Linked DNA regions of Homo sapiens: region 2 is linked to region 1. Evidence: chromatin loops called from intact Hi-C (ENCODE). Cell type or tissue: Caco-2. All regions are shown on one strand. Links, peaks and the distances in the headings refer to the core of each region. The heading gives the core; the rest is flanking DNA.

Region 1 (8,305 bases), core at 1,757-5,756:
CATTTCTACAAAGTGCTAGAGCTTGATTTATAGTGTGAATATTGTTTGGGGGATGATAAATATTCACTGTGGATTTGATTTTAGTCCCAGCAATCCAAACCACACAATTTCTTTGCATACAGGGTCACTCGGTAAGTGACATTTGTATAAGCCCATGGCTGGGATACTGGTTTGCTTCTAAGCATGGTTCTGGCATGTCCAACATAGCTAAAAAAAACAGGGACTGGACAAATTGTATTTTCTCGGGGGCTCAGTAGCTTCCCAGTAAGGAACACAAGTGGTATCCCCTGCTGCTCTGCAGACATGTCTGGGCATCTCTGACCTGGTGGGGTTGCCCACTGAAGTCTATTTGCAGAGGCACCGAGGAGGATTCTGGGAGAGCACCCATCGTAAGTGAGGGGAGAGCCAGGCATGAAGAGATTGACTTGGGAAGAGGTGAAGATGCTCTGAGTGCAGTGTGCTGCATGCAACTTGGATTTATCTCCTTGACAAAGCCTTTCTGCGTTCATGGCTGTAAGAGCGAGGCAGATTTGTTTAATCACTACCAAAAAGTAGGACACAAACCATGCTTCTTAGGGGCCTCTAAGGGAATGTCCACAGAGGGGAGCTGTCCATTCCCCTTCCGTCCTCACAGTAGACCACTGCCCAGCTTGGTTCTAATAAGCTGCTTGATTCTGTCATTCCAGAGGATTCAGGTAATTGACATCACATCTGTCTTTCCTGCTAGGCAGAGAGCTCTGCAAGAGCCATGACAGTTTCTGTCTTGCTCCCTACAGCAGCACCAGAAATTAGCATAGTGCTTGCCTCACAGAGGAGCTCAATCATTGTGTTGTTCGATGGATGAGGGCTGGCTGGAGAATGAAATAATGCTCAAAGGTGCATTAGGCTAAGGTGAACTGCTGTGCCTAACTAGCCCTTCCTAGTCAGAAAGGAGAAGGTGAACTGATATGTATTTGTGTGAGCAAGCGTGTGTGTGTGTGTGTGCGTGTGTGTGTATTTCACATTTGGATTTAGTCTTCTTAGTTTCTGTCATGTAACTTCAAGCTTACGGCAGCCTCTGGGTATACAACAACAGCAGGGCCTTCCGCTGACTGGTGAAGTCAGTGCCATGTCATAGGCTCTGATGACTGCCATTGCTTATGCACTTACCATTTGCTGCTCCTCCACATCCCAAGTTTCAGGCCTGTCTCCAATTGTCAGTTCTGCCCATCTTCTAGCCTAGGGATCAGAAGATACCCTTTTACCAGCCGTTCCCATGTTCCCACGTGTCATTTTGGTGCCGCTTGCTAAGTCCTGGCCTGCCCTTGTTTATTTTCTTTTTACTCTGCTCCTTTTTATCCACGGAGTGCATGTCTCAGTGCTCCTTAAAACTGTAGCCAAGTCTAGTTTTAACACCTTTAGTAAGAACCAGTCACAGTTATAGATTAATCCTGTGACACATGCCAGTGAGACTGGCCACGCACACAAGGAAGGATCATATTCACAATGAAGCCATTAAGTCTCATTTCCATCAGACACTTGAAAACCCAGAGGGATCAGAAGTTCTAGGTGATTTTTATGGGAGAAGGTAATTGTTATGGCATTGGGGACATTGTTCTGGAGATTGGCAGACAGTTGAAACCCTGAACACTTGAGATGGCTTTTATGGATGTTGCTAGAACAGTGAGGTCAGGGTTTGCTTGAAGAAGCACTCCGTGGCTTGCTGTTTTCCCAGACCCTCCTTTGCCCTGCCCTGATTCTGGGCCTTTGTACATTCATGTCCCCTTTTCCATCTGGCAAACTCCTATTCATCCTTTAAGACTCAGTTCCTTAGTGAAGCTTTCACAAGTTCCCAGGCAGGATTAGGGGGCCTCCACCCCACTTGTGCTTCTCTAGCACCCTTCAGTACACATCTGTATTGTGATATTTACCAAGATATAGAACAGAGGTGGCAGATCACTCTGAAAAGGGCCAGATAGTAAACATTTTAGGTTTTGGTGACCATATGGTCTCTGTTGCAGCTATTCGACTTCGCTGTTACAGGGTATAAGCAGTCACAGACAATATGTAAATGAATGAGCATGGCTGTGCTCCAGTAAAATGTAATTATGGACACTGAAATCTGGATTTCATATACTCTTCATGTATCGTGAAATATTCTCTTTTATTTAATTTTTCCCAAACATTTAAAAGTGGAAAAACTATTTTTAGCTCGTGGGCCATACAAAAGTAGGCATGGATTTGGCGTGTGGGTTAAGTTTGCCTACCCCAATATAGAGCATGTATTTGACTACATGCATTTGTCTGCCTCTTCCATTTGACAACAAGCAAGTTGAGCTCAGGGAGTAGAATTCCCAGGGCATAACATAGTTCCTAGCACCCAGTAAGAACTCAAGAAATACTTGTTAAATGAATGCTTGTGTGGGAGTATCTGAGCAATTATTATGATGTCAGGCATTGTGATGAACGTGTTATATGCATTTTCCCATTTAATTCTCATTTAATTTTGTTATCCAGGGACACTAAAACAACAATTTTCATTAGATACTGTGCTAAACATTGTCTATGTAGTCTCATTTCATCCTCTCAACAACCCCATGGTGAGTAGGTACTGCTAACATCCACTTTTACAGCCCAGGGAAATTAAGCTTAGAGAGATTACTTGTCAAAGGTTACCCCACAAGGGAGTGGGGTGGGGTCAGGAAGGAGCCCAAGTCACTAGACTCAAGGGCCCTAACTCTTACCTCCCATCCTGTGGGGACATGTTCATGAGTATGAGGCAGGTCCTGGGACTATGGTGATGCCGAAACAGGCACTGGAGATTTCCTTTTCTCTTTTCAGCCATTTGGATATGTTTAAGAATGACCACAACTGTTTTTAACTATCTGTGTAACGTTTGGAATGTTGCTTAACCTTCTGGGTCTAAGTCTTCTATTACTATAGCAAAGAGTTTGAATGACATGCTCTCAAAGGTCTCCTCTTGTGATAAGTTTCTATAATTTTGTTCTCTACTGTTTTCAACTTATATATCGCTATTGCCTGTCTCTATTCTTCTGCCGATCCTTGACTTCAGAAACTTCAGGCCTCATGGGGTTGCTTGAACTTGGAAGGGAGGAAAGGAGAAGGGAACCATAGAAAAGAAAAGTCCATCTAGCCACAAATGCATTTTTAAGTCCCTCAAATGGCTGATTTAAGTATATTTGCTTTTTGGCTTTTCTTTTGGATGCAAATTTAGGTTTTCCAAGAAAAACAAGTAACACTATTGTCTATAACAAAATGACAATAGCGATAGCATCTTCTATTTCCATAGCACCATTTAAAAGTACCTTTGAAGGTATTATCTAATTCATCCTTCCCATATTCCTTTGAGACAGGTAAGAAGCTTTTTTATTAGGACATCCTTTTATATAGCTGCAGAATGAGCCTCTCTTTGTTGTAAACCAAAGACACCAAGTGGCCCAGAGAGATTTCAACAGCAGGCCACTGGGTGAGCAGTCATTTCCCAGACTGATGGTCACGATTCTTCAAAAAAAAAAAAAAAAGCCACGCTTCTGCCAGGGCTTTTATAAACTTAAAGATATATTTTCTACTTCATATAAATGTGGCCTTTGATGTTTAAAGATCCAACATTCTTATTTGGCTGGTGTATATTAGTTAGTTTTATTGGATGGGGTGGAAAGAGTCAACTCATTCCAAATAAATATTTGCTGAAAGAGTGAAGGAATGATTGAGACAATCCTCAGAACATCAGGAATAGTATCTATGAGGAATTTCCATGCAATGTGGCCATGTCACCAGGCCCAGGTGAACTGTACAAACAGGACCTTTGGTTTGTTTTAGATTTGTCTGTGCTTAAGCAACATCTCTTTGTCTCTCTATAGATATTAAACTGTCACCAGAGGGATAGACCCATGAAAGCAAAATAAAACATTTTTTTTCCAGAGTTTCCTATAAATGAACATGTCAGATGATCTACAACTTTTAGTTTTTTTAATAAAATAACACCTCTAAGATGTCTTTGTAGTGGAAGCATTAGCTTTTAGCTTTTTTAGCCAGTTACTATCACAAATATACCCTGACTGCCATAAAAAGGCATTAGTAACATGATGACAAAAACAGAATTTGTTTAGGGGTCCATCCAACTTCCCTGTTGGTATCCAGGTCCCCAGATCCTTCATACTGCCCTCAACAGCTCCAAACCCTAACAAGAATGTTTCACCTATGTCAACTGCTGTACTCTTAATGTGTCTCCCCAAATTCATGTGTTGGAAGTTTAATCCTCAATGCAACAGCATTGGAAGGTAAGACCTAACGGTAGGTATTTAGGTCACGAGGGCTGAGTCCTCATAAATGGATAAATGCCGCTATAAAAAGGGCGTGTAAGAGTGGTTTCTGTTTCTTGCTCTTCCATCTTCCACCATGTAAGAATACAGCAGGAAGGCCAACACCAGATACCAGTGCCATAATCTTAGATTTCCCAGTCTCCAAAACTTTGAGAAATAAATTTTGTTCTTTGTAAAGTACCAGTCTCAGGTGTTTTGTTATAGCAGCACACAGGAACTAAGACTGAAGTTTCTCAAATGTCAGAACATCTCTACTTCTCTCTATTCTGTCTCCCATTGCGTTCACTCTTTCTTCATTAGAGCATCCAGCCTTCTCTAAGTAGGAAATCAAGTTGATAAGCTAATTCACATTACAGTATAAATCAGTGTTAGGCTTTCAGATTTTATGAATAAGGAAAATTTTGAAAATTTTGGATGATCTTTTTTTTTTTTTTTTTTTGAGACGGAGTCTTGCTCTTCCGCCCAGGCTGGAGTGCAGTGGTGCTATCTCGGCTCACTGCAAGCTCCACCTCCCGGGTTCACGCCATTCTCCTGCCTCAGCCTCCGAGTAGCTGGGACTACGGGCGCCCGCCACCACGCCCGGCTAAATTTTGTGTTTTTAGTAGAGGCGGGGTTTCACCGTGTTAGCCAGGATGGTCTGGATCTCCTGACCTCGTGATCCGCCCGACTCGGCCTCCCAAAGTGCTGGGATTACAGGCGTGAGCCACCGCGCCCGGCCTGGATGATCATTTTTTAATTCATCTTCTATAACCATAATTTTATAAAATAAAGGACAGCTTAATACCTAAAAATCAGGATAAATACAATCTTATAATAAAAGATAGTTTAGTCTACTAGGAGACAGTTGGCAAATTTACAATGACATATTTAAAAAAAGGATACATTTTTAGAAGATCGAATTCAATAAAATGACAACATTCAGTTTTATTTTACAATTTCACATGCAAAATTGTCAACTGAACAATCCACATCAAAAGGTCAAGAGTGTCTAACGTGATCTGAAAACTTTTTTTTAGCATAGTCGTTGTCAAATATCAAATTTCACATGGGGTAACTTGACAAAAATATAAGCTATCTATTTTAACTTGTTCACTCAACCTGAAATGTTCTAGGTGAACTCAGAAGCCTACTCAAGTTATCCATTGCTTTTCCACAATTACTCTTTGGGGGGACTGGTGAGAAACCTAAGAAATTAAGCTGTGAGCAGGGTGTCTGGTTAGCAAATAAGCTGAAAACAGACTACAGAGCAAGCGCAATGCAGCATCTGCAGACACATAAGTCTGTGCAACCTGAGTGCCCTATTCACCTAAGCTGCGGTCATTAGAAAAGTACCTAAGAAGAAGGCTTCATGTTGGTAACAATTTCTGCATGCATTGGTCACAAGCCAATCAGCCTTTGAGAACTGTTTGTGTGAATGGCATCTCTAATCTTCAAAGGGTAATTTGCATTTGAAGAGCTTATTGACCAAGTAAGTGTTCAATGCCTTCATTTTAGTGTGCTAAATAATTTTTTGGGGGGAATCTGATGATAGCCCTAGTAACTCTCCCTAGGAAAATGTCCCAAGCCCATACAAAAATTGTATGAGCTTTATGAATTTACAAAACCTTTCTCTAATGAATGAAAAAAGTGAAGCTTTTCAGAATTATGGGAGAACTATTAGGGGCAAGGAAACTTCCCTGCAATTTAAAATCATATCTATGTTGGGTACAAGTAGCCCTGTTTTCACTGGCTCAGGGTCTTATATCTTACAAATTGTGCACCTTTCTTCCAATGCTACTAGACATGGGTATACTTATAATCAGATACAAACAGAAATATATCTTTTTTATTCTTTAAATAAATTAAACAATTGCTGAGTTATAGCAAAATAGTGTCAGTTTATGCCTTTCACAGAAAAATAGAGAGAAATTATTGTCTTTTGGTCTTTGAAACCATCTTGGAGTTCAACCACTCAAACTAAGGCATCCTACCTAGATGGTCATGAAGAATTCATGCTCCAATATAATGCAGTGATGCTGCTGGCATTATAGTTGCTCATCTGCTAAACTCTTCTGTCTTATAACTGTGATGTTAGGAAAGTACAGTTGGAAGTCATAGCCACAGCAATCAGGCAAGAGAAAGAAATAAAAGGTATCTGAATAGGAAAAGAAGTCAAACAATCTCTCTTTGCTGACAATATGATTCTATATTTAGAGAACCCCAGAGACACCACCAAAAGGCTACTAGAACTGATAAATGATTTTAGGAAATTTTAGGATACAAAATTGATGTACAAAAGTCAGCAGCATTTCTACACACCAATAATGTCCAGGCTTAGAGTCAAATCAAGAACATTATCCCATTTGTAATAGCCACAAAGAAAATAAAATACCTAGGAATACAGCTAACTAAGAAGGTAAAAGATCTCTGTAAGGAGAACTACAAAACACTGCTGAAAGAAATCAGAGATGACACAAATAAATGGAAAAACATTCCATGCTCAAAAACTGGAAAAATCAATTTCATTAAAATGGTAATACTGCCCAAAGAAATTTATAGATTCAATGCTATTCCTGTCAAACTACCAACATCATTCTTCATAAAATTATAAAAACCTATCCTAAAATTCATATGGAACCAAAAAAGAGCTCAAATAGCCAAAGCCATCCCAAGCAAAAGGAACAAAGTCAGAGGCATCATACTATCCAACTTCAAACTATACTATAAAGCTACAGTAACCAAAACAGCATGGTATTAGTACAAATACAGACATACACATAGAGCAATGGAATAGAATAGAAAACTCAGAAATAAAGCCATACACTTACAACCATCTTACTTTTGACAAGGCTGACAAAAACAAGCAATGGGAAAAGGACTCCCTATTTAATAAATGGTGCTGGGATAACTGGTTAACCATATGCAGAAGAACGAAACTGGATCCTTACTTTTGACCATGTACAAAAGTTAACTCAAGATAGATTAAAGATTTAAATGTAAGACCTCAAACTAGAAAAGTCCTAGAAGAAAACATAGGAAATACCCTTCTCAACACTGGGCTTGGCTTATACACTGCTGGTGGGAATGTAAATTAGTTTGGCCCCTGTGGAAATCAGTTTGGAGGTTTGTCAAAGAACCTAAAACAGAGCTACAATTTGACCCAGCAATCCCATTACTGGGTATATACCCAAAGGAAAATAAATCATTATACCAAAAAGACACATGCACTTGTGTTCATTGCTACACTATTCACAATAGCAAATACATGGAATCAACCTAGGTGCCCATCAGTGGTGGATTGGATAAAGAAACTGTGGTACATATACACCATAGAATACTATACAACCATAAAAAGAATGAAATAGTGTTCATTCTTTTGCAGCAACATGGATGGAACTGGAGGCCATAATCCTAAGCTAACTAACACAGGAACAGAAAACCAAATACCACATGTTCTCACTTACAGGTTGGAGCTAAACATTGAGCACACATAGACATAAACATGGGAACAATAGACACTACAGGCTACTGGGGTGGAGGAGGAAGGAAGGGGGATGTTGGTTGAAAAACTACCCATTGGGTATTATGCTCACTACCTGGGTGCTCTGTACCCAGGTAACAACCCTGTACATGTAACACTTGTGTATTAGTCTGTCCTCACACTGCTATAAAGAACTACCTGAGACTGGGTAATTTATGAAGAAAAGAGGTTTAATTAACTCACAGTTCCACAGGCTATACAGGAAGCATGTCTGGGAGGCCTCAGGAAACTTACAATCATGGCGGAAGGCAAAGGGGAAGCAGGCACATCTTACCATGGAGGAGCAGGAGAGAGAGGGAGCGAAGAGGGAAGTGCTACACACTTAAACAACCAGATCTTGGCTGGGCGCGGTGGCTCACACCTGTAATCCTAGCACTTTGGGAGGGTGTGACAGGTGGATGGCTTGAGCTCAGGAGTTTGAGACCAGCCTGGGCAACATAGAGAGACCCCGTCTCCCAAACCA
Region 2 (8,305 bases), core at 1,432-5,431, 69 kb before region 1:
CAAGTACTGTGGCATAGTAATGCAGTTTTTATATTGCTTTCCCAGAGAATAATGGAAAATCAGGTGGAACAAGAGAAGCCTGGGAATTACCGGGCTCAGCTCTGGCAATGCCCAGCTGGATACCTCACTATCCACTGGGAGGTGGCAGCATTTGGCAGAAGTGGTTCTAGCCAGTGGAAATGACAGCTCTGCTCAGCAAGGGTGGCAGTACAAGTGGGACAGGCAGTTTGCCACAGAAACAACAGTGATGCCCAGCAGATACTACTGGGTAGCAGACCAGACTTCCCTGGGAGAAATTTCAACATTCATTTAACAAATATTTGCTGGTTACCCACCATATGCCAGGTAATAGCAATACAATGCCAGGGGGACACAAATGGTGGGCAAAACCCATTGTGGTCTCTACTTTGTGAAAATGTTCAGATACTGGGGCTTGCATGAGCAGACAGAAGCAAAGAGGAATAGAATTAAGCATTTTTTTAAAAAAAATAACCTCATCTCATTCCAGTCTAATGAAATTTGGAAAATGGGATGCCATGTATTATAGAGCTTGCAGTCATGCTCAAGCTTAGATTTTAGCCCTGAGGTTTGCAAAGAATTCTTCCACACCTAATTAATTTTAAAAATTAATTGACAAAATTATATGTTTATCATGTACAGCATATTGTTTTGAAATACGTATACATTGTGAAAGGGCTAAATCAAGCTAATTACCATATGCATTACTTCACATACTTATTTTTTGTAGTGAGAACACTTAAACTCTACTCTCAGCAATTTTCAAGAATGCAATAAATTGTTATTAACTCTAGTCAACGTCTAGTACCATAGATCTCTTGAACTTATTCCTCCTATCTAACTGAAATTTTGCATCCTTTGACCAACATCTACCCCAACCCCTAGTAACCACTATTCTACTCTGCTTCTATGAGTTTAACTCTTTTAGATTCCACGTATAAGTGAGATCATGTGGTATTTGTCTTTCTGTGGCTGGTTTAGTTCACTTAACATAATGTCCTCCAGGTTTATCCATATTGTCACAAATGATATAATTTTCTTCTTTTTAAAGGCTGAATAGTATTGTGTATATATCCCATTGTGTATATATTGTGTATATATCCCTGGTTTTCTTTATCTGTTCATCTTGTTGATGGACACCTAGGTTGATTCCATATCTTGGCTATTGTGAATAGTGCTGCAGTGAACTTGGGAGTGCAGGTTATCTCTTTGACATACTGATTTCATTTCCTTTGGATACATACTCAGTAGTGGGATTGCTGCGTTATATTGCAGTTCTATTTTTAATCTCACCTGAACACCTTTCTGCAGTCAAACGCTCTACCGCTGAGCTATGTGTGCCCCCTCTCACCTGAACACCTTTCTAAGATAACAGGCCATAGGCTGCTCAGCCTTTTCACTTAGGGTGAATGCTGGTCATGGATCCAAGACCCAGAGGAGGGATGGATGGTGGGTAGAGTGGAGAGATGAAGTAGCAGAGTGCCGGATGCCAGTCTGAGGGTAGTTCTGACTAGAATTTGGATCTTATTTTGTGACTGTGCTTGCCTCAGAGCAGTGTTAGTGTGTGTATGTGTTTCCCCCCTGCTTCTTCTAGGCTTAAGCTAGTTACTCCACCATTTCCTGGAGTCCAGTGTTTGTCAAACTCCAATAATGTGTACACAAATGTACTGGAAATCTTGCTAAAATGCAGACACTGATTCACTGTGTCTGTGGAGGGGCCTGGGAGTCTGCATTGCTAATGAGCTCCCAGGTGATGCTGAAGCAGCTGGTCTATGGACTACACTTGGAGTGGACAGGTTTTAGTCCGTGAGAACACTGCCTGCAGAAAGCCTCTCGAGCCATTTCTAGTTTGATGATGACTTTGGAGCACTGCCTGCCTCTCTTTTTGCCAAGATTCAAGGAGAGTGTTTCCTTATCATTTTTTTCTAAAGCCTATTATTTATGAATACTATATATATTTTTTCTCCAAAGATGAGGTCTACCTGCACTCCATAAAGCCCATATTTGGGCTTCTTATATCAATACATAACTTTTCTCAGAGTGGTGCTAACACTGCTGGTGGTGAAGCCCTAAGTACAAACCTGTTTTAGGAAAGAAATTCATCTTGTTAGAGGGAGCCGAGCTACTTACAAGGCAGATAACGTTCTGCAGCTTGCTGAATTGATGGAGAGAGGCACTGGGATTCAGACTCACCTATTTTTCATTCTTTGAATGAAGTCTATCTTCTGAATTACATGAGCCATGTGAAGCAGGGAAAGAGAGCAATGGTTCTGGAAACAAAAACAGAGTTCTTATCTTTTAATACAGAAGAGAATGCCTCAGGATATTATTATTTGTGATTTATGGGGTGTATAGCAATATGACCAGTGTCTCACCACAGCAGACACAGGACTCTGACCCTCTGCCTTTGATGAACTCTTGTAGCTTCCCAGGGGCAATTTTCCACCGTAGAATAGCTGCTGCATCACAAAATTCTGGCTTAAAAAATCATACTGAATGAGTTACTAGGAAACTTGATTTCTATTTCCAGTTCTACCACTGACTTATTCTATGACTTTGTCCAAATTCTTTAGATCTTTTCACCTACTAGTAAGGTTAATCACACTTGCTGTGAATATTTGCCTGTGAGATATCTTGAGATATGTTTATTAGCTAAATTTTCTCAAATATTTGTGAAAACTCAACTTTCTTCCTGAAGATATATCAGATTTCACTGACAAGATCAAACTATGTAAATGAATAAAATCAACTAAACAAACAAAACAATGAACAGGATCATAGAGGCCTTTATAAGTCAGGAGTAGATGGCAAGGCCAATCTCCCTCCTTCCCTCACCCCCTCCTCCTTTCATTTCTTCCTTCCTAATTTTCTAAAACTTTATTTTGAAATAATTTTGGACTTATAGAAAAGTTGCAAAGATAGTACAAATAATTCTGGTATAACCTCCATCCAGATTGCCTAAATGTTAACATTTTGCTGGTATTCAGACATTCGTTTTCTCTTTCTTTCTCTTTGTGTGTGTGTATCCATACCTATCTCTCTATGTCTATATGTTTTTTCTGACCTAATTGAAAGTAAGTAAAAGACAAGATAGATGCCCCTTTATGCCTAAATATTCACCGTTCTCTTATATAACCATAGTAAAGTCATACAAATCAATAAACTACATTGACAATAGTACTAATTCTATTATTTATTCAAATTTTGTTAATTATCTTAATAATCTTTTTATAGCAAGAGAGGCTGGGCATGGTAGCTCACGCCTGTAATCCCAGCACTTTGGGAGGCCAAGGGCGGCAGATCACTTGAGGTCAGGAGTTTGAGACCAGCCTGGGTGACGTGGTGAAACCCTGTCTCTACAAAAAATACAAAAATTAGCTGAGGGTGGTGGTGCATGCCTATAGTTCCAGCTACTAGAGAGGCTGAGTGAGAGTATTGCTTGAACCTGGAAGGTGGAGGTCGCAGTGAGCAGAGATCATGCCGCTGCACTACAGCCTGGGCAACAGAGGGAGACTGTGTCTCAAAAAAAAAAAAAAACAAAAACTTTATAGTAAGAGAAAAACTATTCTTTGGTTTAGGATCCAGCCCAGGCTCATGTGTTATATACAATTGTCCTGCTTCTGTGTCTGCTTAACCTGGAGCATTAACCCAGTTTTTCTCTTTTTCATAGAGAAGGTAAATTCCTGAGCTTAAGAGAGTCCATGAAAAGTTGAATGGATAAAAGTTATTTTATTTTAACAAACAACCATAAAAGGCAGCTAGGAAGTCCCAAAGTTGAATTATGAGAATATTAAAGTTGTTTTTTAAAGTTATGAAAATAGGGCAATTATAATAAAAATTTTAAAAATACAGAAATGAATCACATAAAAATGAAAGTCCTCCCTCTAATCCCACTTTTACTCAACGCTGTTAAAAATTTTTGTATTTTTTTCAGATCCTTTTCTATGCTCATAAAATACATAATTTATAACTTGTGCTCTTTTTAAGCCAAAATGCAATCAGACTGTACATATTGTTCTATAACTTTCTTTTTTAAAAAAGTTACTTTGTCATTTGCATCTTTCCTTATCAATTTATGCAAGTATATGAGGGTCGACTTTTGTCATCTCTAGTGGGGAAGCCCTGACCTGAGCCCAAAGTCTTCCATTTTGCTTTTGGTAGTAGCTTTGACTTACTAATAAGTTTGGAAGTGTCCTTGTTCACTGGGAGAGAACATTCCTTTTTCACACCTAGTTGTCCAAGTACACACGGAAAGTTTGGGAAGCAAACTCCCTCTTTGAATTATTTGGCCCTTTCTGACCTTTTCTTTCATGGTATCCACAGATCCCTCCCTTAATTTATGGCCCCTTCATGGAGGACCTCATTAGGGTGACTGCAGCCTGGGAAGGCTTGATCATAACTTGGATAATATAGTTTTGAGGTTGAACTATTTCAAAGGTAAAAACAAAGTATGAAAAAATGTTTAAAATAACACTCTCAACTCATTAAAATCTGTCTCTTTTGCATTGCAGCTAGAGTACAAGACGACATGACTGGTGATTTTATATATATATATATATATATATATATATAAAATACCCATATACACACAAGCACACACACATGCATTTTGTTTTTTCTTTTTTTGAGACGGAGTCTCGCTCTTTAGCCCAGGCTGGAGTGCAGTGGCATGATCTCGGCTCACTGCAAGCTCCGCCTCCCGGGTTCACGCCATTCTCCTGCCTCAGCCTCCTGAGTAGCTGGGACTACAGGCGCCCGCCACCACGCCCAGCTAATTTTTTGTGTTTTTATTAGAGACGGGGTTTCACCGTGTTAGCCAGGATGGTCTCGATCTCCTGACCTCGTAATCCACCCGCCTCGGCCTCCCAAAGTGCTGGGATTACAGGCGTGAGCCACCGCGCCCGGCCTCACACATGCATTTTGTAAAGTTTCTGTGAGCACATATCTGGGAACCATCCCCATGGGTGTTAATTTGTAACTGTTTGGATACTCTTTTATCTGTATCCTAGATTAGAAGTGCAGCTGTTTTCTCCAGTCTTAGACACACTTGCCTGATCTTGGAATGACTTTAGGGGGTTTCTTGCAACTGTTTTGCTGAGATCTTTAAGAAAATCAGTCTTAAAGATTGGTTTAGGCGATTTGTCGTTTGGTTCTTGACTGGATATTTTCTGGACCTCTCTGACCTTTGACTTTATTTATCCTTTGCTTACACTGACCTTATAGTGCCTTTAAACCCAAGAGTGCAACGAGGCAGTGATGATCCAAAGTTTTTGTGAGCTTGATGGCTGTATTAGTGGTTTTCCCATTTTGCTTCTCTCCTGCAGCCTTTAGCCCTGAAAGCATTTTGGAACAGGGTCTGTTTTCCTATAACTGCCTTCTTGAACTTGTTGGGCAAAATCAGAGCAGTGATTGAGTCCTCAACACCCTTATGGCACTGCAGAGTAATAACATTTATCACAGTTCTTGTTTAAGCCCTTTAGAGATGACATTTCACAGTGTAATTTTGCTTCACAGATTTTTCCCTTGTGAGTTTTGACTTTCAGGGCAGAATTCTCTCTTATGGCTTCACCTTTTTCCTATTTTGTGTATCTGTGAGAAGTTGCACAAATAAGGCTCCTCTCAGCATAGCAAATGGAATCAGGTCACGCTCCCAAGTGACCTTCACCTCCAGATTCCTGATTGTTTCTTCCTTATTTGTCGTGAGCAGGCCCAAATTGCCTCACCTCTAGCTGCCCTTTCCACTTTATGAAACAAGCAACTAACAGCAACACAGCTCTAAAAATTCCCGGATGACCTGAATTTTGCTCTTTTTATTATCCCTTAAGAAATGTCTCAGTAATTGAAATCTAGAGTAGCAGAGTTTTGTGATCTTTTCATTTAGCATTTTACTTATATTTGGTTTATGTATATTGTGCCTTTAAACTCAAGAGTGGTCAAAGTGTGCCTGAGGGACCTGGAGGACTGAAACCAAGAATATCGTCATTTATTCGAAGGACAGAAGTTAAACAAGGGTTTTAGCACCCCCACTTATTCGGGAGTTAAGAGGAAAAGGAGCAGGAGGATGCTGGAGAATTTTAGTAGGTAGCAGCAGGGAGAGGCGAGACATATATGCAGAGATTTATACTGCATGCTACATTTTATTTATTTATGGGGACATGGGTATCTGTTTTTTTCCCTCTACAGTAATTTATCAGTGAGTTCATCGTGATTTAGTAGTGCACAGAGGACACCCACTGCTAATTCCCCTTTATTTCGTATATTTCTTTTACCTTAACTCATACAGCTTCAGCATTGCTACTTCCTTTATCATCCATCTGTATTTCATTGCAAGTCCAACTCTTTTTGATCTACAGCGCAAGCCCTCATTTTCCCACCTCTTTGTCCTCTCTTCACAGATTGCGTTCCTCAGTATTGACATTTCAGTCATTTGATTTATCCTAACAGGTTCCCCAGTGCCAACCAGATCATAATTCCCTTTCTGGTAGCATCACTTCAAGACCTTCCTGGTTATTTCCCTTGGCTCCTAGTATTTGTGGATCAGCACCTAAGAGATTTACTGATGATTTGTCTCCTCTTTTAGCTTTCTGTTTGCTTAGATCCAAATCACAGGTGGTAACTTGGGAGGCCCGAGGATATCTGGAATTGTGTAAAATGTGAGCTTTGTTCTGCTTGGTAGGGAGTGCTGGAATGTTCTATCTCAAGCATTTTCACAGAAGGGACAACTCTGGAATTGCTTCAAACAGAAGGATCTGCCCATGAGCATTCTGCTAGTCTTTGTAAATCAAATGCCATCTACCAAATTTCCCTGAGAGCTTCTGGATGGGGAAGAACTGGATTATCAGTTTTCAAAGTGGATTATCTTTTAAAAAGAGGAAAACACCTGTAAGAAACTCATATTAATTTTGGTCAGAAAAGAGTAAAATACTCCTTTTTTGTGCTATTTGTTATTATTTTTTTACCAGTACTATATTTGTGGTGTCTGACCACACACACATACATAGACAGATATATACATATATAATAGACAGACATAGGAGGGAGAAAGAGAAAAATATTTCTCTGTTTTGAATTCTCATGATGTTGACATTAAAATACTGAATGCTACATTATGACGAGACCTTCAGTTGTCCTGATTTGCATTCGTGACATGTATTTCACATCTATTTCTCGTGTCAGACAAGAGAAAACTGCATAGATTTTTCTCTCCCAGTTCCTTTACCTTTCTTTAATCAGTTCCTGTGATTCTATGTACAGAGAGATTTTGAAACTTATGTATGATATATTGGGGATTGGCTATATTAGGTAAAGTAGCACTCTTGCATTGTTTTTAAATTGAGTGTAATCTAGGAACTTGTCCATTGTTTAAAATTATACTATATTGCCATGAAGGATGCTCATAACTCCATTCTGCTTTACTCTGTAAGGCGTGTGGGGCTGAGGTCTTTCAGGGATGTACTATGCTTACTGCCTGGGCTATTAATTGATCCTGGCTCACCTCATGATGGAGGATAAAAAATTTTCTAACTGTGGATAAGAAATGCCTACCAAGAAGCTGTTTTTTGGCTTTGTTCATTGCCAAGGAAATAATGAAGATAAGAACACTGTGGTGTCTTGTCTTTACCACCTTTCCTTCATCTACAAAATAAGAGTTTAATGAGTCTCCTAGTCCTAAAACCAAATTTGAAATGGACTTCTATTGCAGCTGGAGGGATTTGGTTAGCTATGAGGAAGAATTTCCTGACTCTGAGGATGTCAAATTGCATGAATGGTTTTATAGCCACATTCTCAACAGACCGTTAAAAGTTTTTTTTTTAAAATCTCTTCCAGATACCTGAAGGCAGAGGGCGACCCTTTGACGTCTCAGGGCCATATATCAGTTCCCTAACAGTGAAGCCCACAACAAGTAATACTAGTTTGTAATTTCTGATAATGACACATGGATTTCTGCCTAATATTAATGATCCAGTAATTAAAAATTTTCCTAAAATTTTATGAAATGAATCCAAACTTATAGGTAGGATGACTACGTAAATAATAGCAAAGCAGTGACCAAAAATGCTGAGAGAAAAAAAGCATGGGGAACAAAACCTAACAAAGAATATTTGTTTATTATCAGAGATAAATAATATAAAATCAAATTAATTTACTTGTTTTTGAAATTCATTTTTGAAAAAGAACAAAAATTACACACACAAAAAAGAAGCAGTAGAATTAACACCTCATTTTTGAATGACAGTCACCATGGTGTCTCTCTCTTTGAGGGCTCAAAAGGAAAACATAGTATTAA

The links. Peaks named below come from ENCODE experiments on the same cell type or tissue, not always from the same donor. Only the 100,000 strongest peaks of a DNase experiment are listed, where the experiment ranks them.
Region 2: a loop joins it to region 1, with 8 times the contacts of the local background. A loop is called at or near these places in 1 of 110 quality-filtered maps.

Annotation. Positions count from the first base shown.
Region 1 is chr4:138,752,187-138,760,491 of GRCh38, reverse strand. No RefSeq gene overlaps it. Among named protein-coding and RNA genes, the nearest start is that of NOCT, 260 kb to the left of the region's middle. In Caco-2, for the core only: no CTCF peak of the experiment used is centred there; a DNase peak (open chromatin) is centred at 3,771.
Region 2 is chr4:138,821,006-138,829,310 of GRCh38, reverse strand. All of the region lies in intron 2 of LOC105377448 (a long non-coding RNA gene), which reads left to right. Among named protein-coding and RNA genes, the nearest start is that of NOCT, 190 kb to the left of the region's middle. In Caco-2, for the core only: no CTCF peak of the experiment used is centred there; no DNase peak of the experiment used is centred there.